Regions from separate parts of the Homo sapiens genome. Here region 1 is linked to region 2. A link is a contact called in ENCODE Hi-C or POLR2A ChIA-PET data. All regions are on one chromosome and are shown on one strand. Each heading gives the region's core, a stretch centred on a gene start or an enhancer-like site at or near the end of the contact. The rest is flanking DNA. Distances are from core to core; before and after follow the strand shown.

The links. A loop is a pair of places that touch in the nucleus more often than their neighbours do. ChIA-PET counts read pairs that join two places held with the same protein, here RNA polymerase II (POLR2A). Pooled maps may share reads with other maps.
Region 1: a loop to region 2 is called in a map of endothelial cell of umbilical vein, with 5 times the contacts of the local background. The contact joins two enhancer-like sites. A Hi-C loop is called at or near these places in 10 of 168 maps with a recorded cell type or tissue (B cell, CD4-positive, alpha-beta T cell, GM12878 and 6 more), 32 of 37 single-sample maps with no recorded cell type and 22 of 50 pooled maps. POLR2A ChIA-PET finds 5 or more read pairs at or near these places in 14 of 52 experiments (CD4-positive, alpha-beta T cell, CD4-positive, alpha-beta memory T cell, CD8-positive, alpha-beta T cell and 9 more).

What each region holds. Positions count from the first base shown.
Region 1 is chr10:3,923,059-3,925,758 of GRCh38, forward strand. All of the region lies in intron 1 of LINC02660 (long intergenic non-protein coding RNA 2660), which reads left to right. Among named protein-coding and RNA genes, the nearest start is that of LINC02660, 12 kb to the left of the region's middle. Within about 2 kb of position 1,418, at least 4 of the 41 ENCODE cell types and tissues checked have a DNase peak (open chromatin) inside an H3K27ac peak, as active enhancers do; they include endothelial cell of umbilical vein, where a contact is called at or near this core.
Region 2 is chr10:3,886,742-3,889,555 of GRCh38, forward strand. No RefSeq gene overlaps it. Among named protein-coding and RNA genes, the nearest start is that of LINC02660, 24 kb to the right of the region's middle. Within about 2 kb of position 1,275, at least 28 of the 41 ENCODE cell types and tissues checked have a DNase peak (open chromatin) inside an H3K27ac peak, as active enhancers do; they include endothelial cell of umbilical vein, where a contact is called at or near this core.

The DNA.
Region 1 (2,700 bases), core at 168-2,667, 36 kb after region 2:
TGCTGGCTTCATCTTCAGACATGCTTTCTCTGCGTAGTAGAAAAGGCAGCCCCTGCAAAGTTCCTGGATCTCAAGAAAAGATGATTTCCTGCTTTCTTACCAATCCTCACCCATTTTAGGGCATTTATCTGTCCAGGCTGGGTCACTGGCTGACCTGTGGGTATGGAAGTGCACCTGCCGAGGTGAAGCACTAGTGCTTGGCTGCTGGAATAACAGGCTGATATCTAAGGCTGAGGAATGGTGCCCCTTGCACCGTAAGGAAGAGGGAACCAGCCATGTCCCACAGCTGGTTGTTGTTTGTAACAATCGTGGAAACTCAGTGTTCATCTCAGTTCTGCTGTGTGTTTGTGGGAGTCTTGGAATGATTATTCTGAACTATTTCACGGCATAGACTTGGGATGTCCAGACCTTGGCTGCCCTGCCCTGCACACTTCTATGTATTTATTAAGTATTTTCCAAGGAGTACTGCCATGTTGTGATCTTTTAGTCTTATCTAAGGCAGAAAGCAAGAAGCTGAGAGGGTGGGCTTGGATGCAGAACCCCCAACTTGATCATTTTCTGTGGGTTCTTGAGGGATGCATGGAGAGAGGCCACTCCAGAAATGGTTTCTTTTTATTTATTTATTTATTTTTTCTGCAATCTCTGCCTCCGGGTTTAAGTGATCCTCCTGCCTCAGCCTCCTGAGTAGTTGGGATTACAGGTGCATGCCACCATGCTCAGTTAATTTTTTTGTTCTTTTAGTAGAGATAGGATTTCACCATGTTGGCCAGGCTGGTCTCAAACCCCTGACCTCAGACAACCTGCCCACCTCAGCCTCTCAAAGTGTTGGAATTATAGGTTTGAGCCACCATGCCCAGCTGGTTTCTTTCTTTCTTTTTTTCTTTATTTTGAGACGGAGTCTTGCTCTTGTCACCCAAGCTGGATTGCACCGGTGCCATCTTGGCTCACTGCAAACTCTGCCTCCCGGGTTCAAGTTATTCTCCTGTCTCAGCCTCCTGAGTAGCTGGGATTACAGGCGCTCACCACCATGCCTGGCTAATTTTTGTACTTTTAGTAGAGATGGGGTTTCATCTGTTGAGAGCTTTGGGCTCAAACCCAAATGTGCTCCCTTGATGAGCTGGGTGGGGCTTGTGTCAACATTTCCAACCCTTTCTTCCTACCTGCCTGGCACCTCATTCCAAAACCCCTATTTTATTCTTGGTCTTTCAGGTATTAATGACCTCACATTGATAAGAATTCCTCAAGGAAGGAAAGGGAAGGGCACTGCTGAAATGGCTTGTTCTTCCCCCCAGCCCAAGCTTCTGTCTCTAATATCATGGAATCGCCAAATACGGTCTCCACATAGTTGTTCTTGACTATCCCATGTCAGAGTAGAGCGGGATGACTCAATTTTGTCTAGAGTTTAGGCTGAGCCACTAATAGAATCCAACACAGGCAAGGCAAAGGATGTGGTAATTAACATGGAGTGTGGTGACCACAGAAAGAATTGATGGAAGCATGTGAGGAAATGTGTCAACCGGAAAAGCAGCAGCTCAGCTCCTGGGGCCCAGTGTGGACTTGCCTTCAGGAGGTGATGATGTCGCTTTTGACCTGTGGGTCAGAGTAAAAATTGTGTAAAATCAGTTCCCAGTGTACAAACTGATGGATGTTAAAGGTTAATTTGTAAATAACTTTATATTTCTATGGGGAAAAAGCTTCCTAAGTTCCATGTAGGTTCTTGGGCCACTGTTTATGATAGAATTATAATACCAGATACTCAAAATGTCAAATGTCAGACAAAAATATTATGAATATACAGAATATACAGTATTTTCTTCTTCTTCTTCTTTTTTTTTTTTTTTGGATACAGAGTCTTGCTCTGTCATCCAGGTTGGAGTGCAGTGGCATGATCTCAGTTCACTGCAACCTCCACCTCTCGGGTTTAAGTGATCCTCCTGCCTCAGCCTCCTGAGTAGCTGGGATTACAAGTGTGTGCCACCACACCTGGACAGTTTTGTATTTTTATTGGAGACGGAGTTTCACCATGTTGACCAGGCTGGTCTCAAACTCCTGACCTCAACTGATCCACCCGCCTTGGCCTCACAAGGTGCTGGGATTACAGACGTCAGCCACTGCACCCAGCATGTAAAGTATTTTCTCTAACATATAATTTAAATACCAAATAAAGGCATGCTATGTGTTTCATTTAATGTCCAATTAAATGGAGTCAAATCTCACCCTCATGTCAAATTATCCTTCAGCCTATGTGCTGGGACAAAAGTTTTCATGACTGTAATCACCACAAGGCCTTCCTGTGTTGTACATGCAGATGGCCACAGCCTCACAGTCTAGTAGAAAAGTCTACCCGAAGCCTCTGAGAGGCCCAACATAATCAGGGACCACAGGAAACAGTAGAGCAATAGCAATGAAAAGGGGACGGAGTGCTGTGGGGTTCAGCCAGTGAAATGTGAAGAAACTCCAGGTCCTAGAATGTGGAATCCAGGAGAGCCACAGGCTTGCAGTCAGAGTTCGAGGGCCAGGCCGACTAAGAACTGGAGAGGCTGGGATTCACCGGGAGGCATGGGATGGAAGGGGTTGTCACCACACAGGAGCCAGGAACCCAGAGACAGGCAGCTGCAATGCAGAAAGAGGAAAAGACATCTTTTGAGGAAGCAAGCAAAAAATAATTCTGAATTAGTTTATACTGGTCCAGAGGTTTGT
Region 2 (2,814 bases), core at 25-2,524:
CTGAATGGTTCTTGGAGTTCTTTGCAGATGAGGTAATGTTTTGGTTAACTCATAGGTCAGACCTGCTGTCCTTAGCTAACTTGCCCGGGAGGTTTTTAACGGAAGGCCTGTGTTAGCACAAATCATATTTCCTGATGACGAGCAGAGACCTTGATCTGGTCTTAAAGAACGCGTTTTCCAACTTACCCTGGGACTTTTTTGAATTAGCCGGCCACATATACCAGGGTTCTCAGAGGATTTTTTCCCCCCTTTCTCTCTGTCTCTTTCTGGGTTTTTCCTATTACTAATTATACAGGCAAGAAGGTAATGATTTCTGGTGTTCTTTCCTTTAAACCTCTACTTTGAGATCAGCAGCCCGGGACACAGATAAATAGGTCAGTTATTACTGACGTCACAGGGAACTCCTGGCTCAGATTAACCGCGCAGAGATGGACGCCTGTGAGTGTGTGCAAGGGGTGATGAAACATAAAGTACAGTCAGTTCATTTAACAACAAATTCCAGCAACAGATGATAGATAAAAATAGATCCTGAAGGATCTATGTAGATCTAAATAGATGATCCATGAGCCACATAATTAGGGAATAAAAGGACTCCAGTCTTTACCAGCGAATGTAAAATTGGGTAGGCAGACTCAGACCCTTACTTATCAGTGGATTCCAGCCCTAATTCCAGGAGGCCTCACCTCACCTTGGGGGCTTCTCTTTTCCTTAACCTAACTGGTTAAGCCAGGAAAGCTGTGAAATACCTTAGTTACTTGGTGAAGAGCCATTATTACCAGATTATTATCACATTCTCAAAAAGCTTTGCTGTGAGCTGGGCAGGTGCGGCGGCTCACACTTGTAATCCCAGCACTTTGGGAAGCCAAAGTGGGCTTGGGGCCAGGAGTTCAAGACTCAGCCCAGCCAACATGTGGAAACCGCATCTCTACTAAAAATACAGAAAATTAGCCGGGCATCGTGGTTCATGCCTTGTAGTCCCAGCTACTTGGGAGGCTGAAGCACGAGAATCGCTTGAACCTGGGAGATGGAGGCTGCAGTGAGGTGAGATGAGGCCACTGCACCCCAGCCTGGGAGACAGAGCGAGACTCTGTCTCAAAACAAAGAAAAAAAAAACTTTGCTGTGTTTCACATTTTAAAAATTTTATTTTCCATAGTCTCCGGTTCCCAGACATTTCCTGAGACTCCTGTTCATTCAAGAGAGGTGGAGAAAGCCATAAATGAGAACAAACCCGTCCTTCTCACTAAGGGGAATTTCCTGGCAAAACGGAGCCTGGCACGTCAGTGTCTGGGGTTAGTTACTATCACCGCTGCTCTGGGACTGAGTCACAGCTTCCTCCAAGGCTTAGGGTGCCCCAGACACAAACTAGTTTTCTAAAACTTCTCAAGGCATTCCGTTCCTCCTTCGTTCCAGCCCCTCATGTTATTAACTCACCTAATTCATCACATGGGCATTGTGTACAAAGGCACTCTGCTACTCACTGAGGATACACATTGTTCTTAACCTCAGGGGACATTCCTCAAGGAATTAACCAAATCAGGAGATCCTTACCTGCAGGGGTCAGACAGGGAGCTGAGGACAGCCCCCGGAGGACAAGGTCCTGAAGGCCTGGTTTGTAGCTTCTGTGCTGTGCTTATCATTGGGCCTGGCACATTGATCTCTCCATAAACTCGTGTAACTTAAATGAATGATTGAGTCAGAGCACAGGGCAGAGAGCTGTTTTGGAGGCCACTTATCTTCATGTCATAGTTACCCAGACATAAGACCAGAGGCGTTCCCTTTGGTCTCATATATACATATATGTATTGTATTTTTCCCTAAAATTATTCCTTTGTATTATTTTTGCAATTATAAATGTATATTTGCAATCTGAAATGCTGAGTTTCTTTTTTACATCAGGAGCAAATATCCAAATTTTCTTTTGTTTGTTTGTTTCTTTCTTTTTTTTTTTTTTTCCTGAGACAGGGTCTCACTCTGTCATCCAGGCTGAGGTGCAGTGGTGCGATCATGGCTCACTGTAGCCTTGAACTCTCCAGGCTCAGGCGAGCCTCCTACCTCAGCCTACCAAGTAGCTGGGACCACAGACACACACCACCATGTGCGACTAACTTTATTTATTTTATTTATTTATTTTTGAGATGGAGTCTTGCTCTGTTGCCCAGGCTGGAGTGCAGTGGTGAGATCTCGGTTCACTACAACCTCTACCCTCCTGGGTTCAAGCGATTCTCCTGCCTCAGCCTCCTGAGTAGCTGGGACTATAGGTGCACCCCACCATGCCTGGCTAATTTTTTGTATTTGTAGTAGAGACAGGGATTCACTATGTTGGCCAGGCTGGTCTCGAACTTCTGACTGCGTGATCCACCCACCACAGCCTCCCAAAGTGCTGGGATTACAGGTGTGAGCCACCACACCCGGCCAACTAGCTTTATTTTATTTTATGTTTTTTTGTAGAGATAGTGTTTCGCTGTGTTGCCCAGGCTGGAACTCCTGGGCTCAAGTGATTCTCCCACTTTGGCCTCCCAAAGCCGCCCAAAGTCCTGGGATTATAGGTGTGAGCCACTGTGCCCAGAAAAAAATTTCCTTTTTACTTCTGTACCCAGAGCTGACCTTACTTAAGCTGTGGAAGATAAAAAAAAAATCACTACAGTATTAGTGGCCTCAATTGAAGCAGTTATTTCGAACTAACTGAAATCGGAAAAACAATTTCTTTTTACTTCTGTACCCAGAGATGACCTTACTGAAGCTGTGGAAGGTTAAAAACATCACTACAGTATTAGTGGTCTCAACTGAAGTAGTTATTTTGAACCAATTGATAT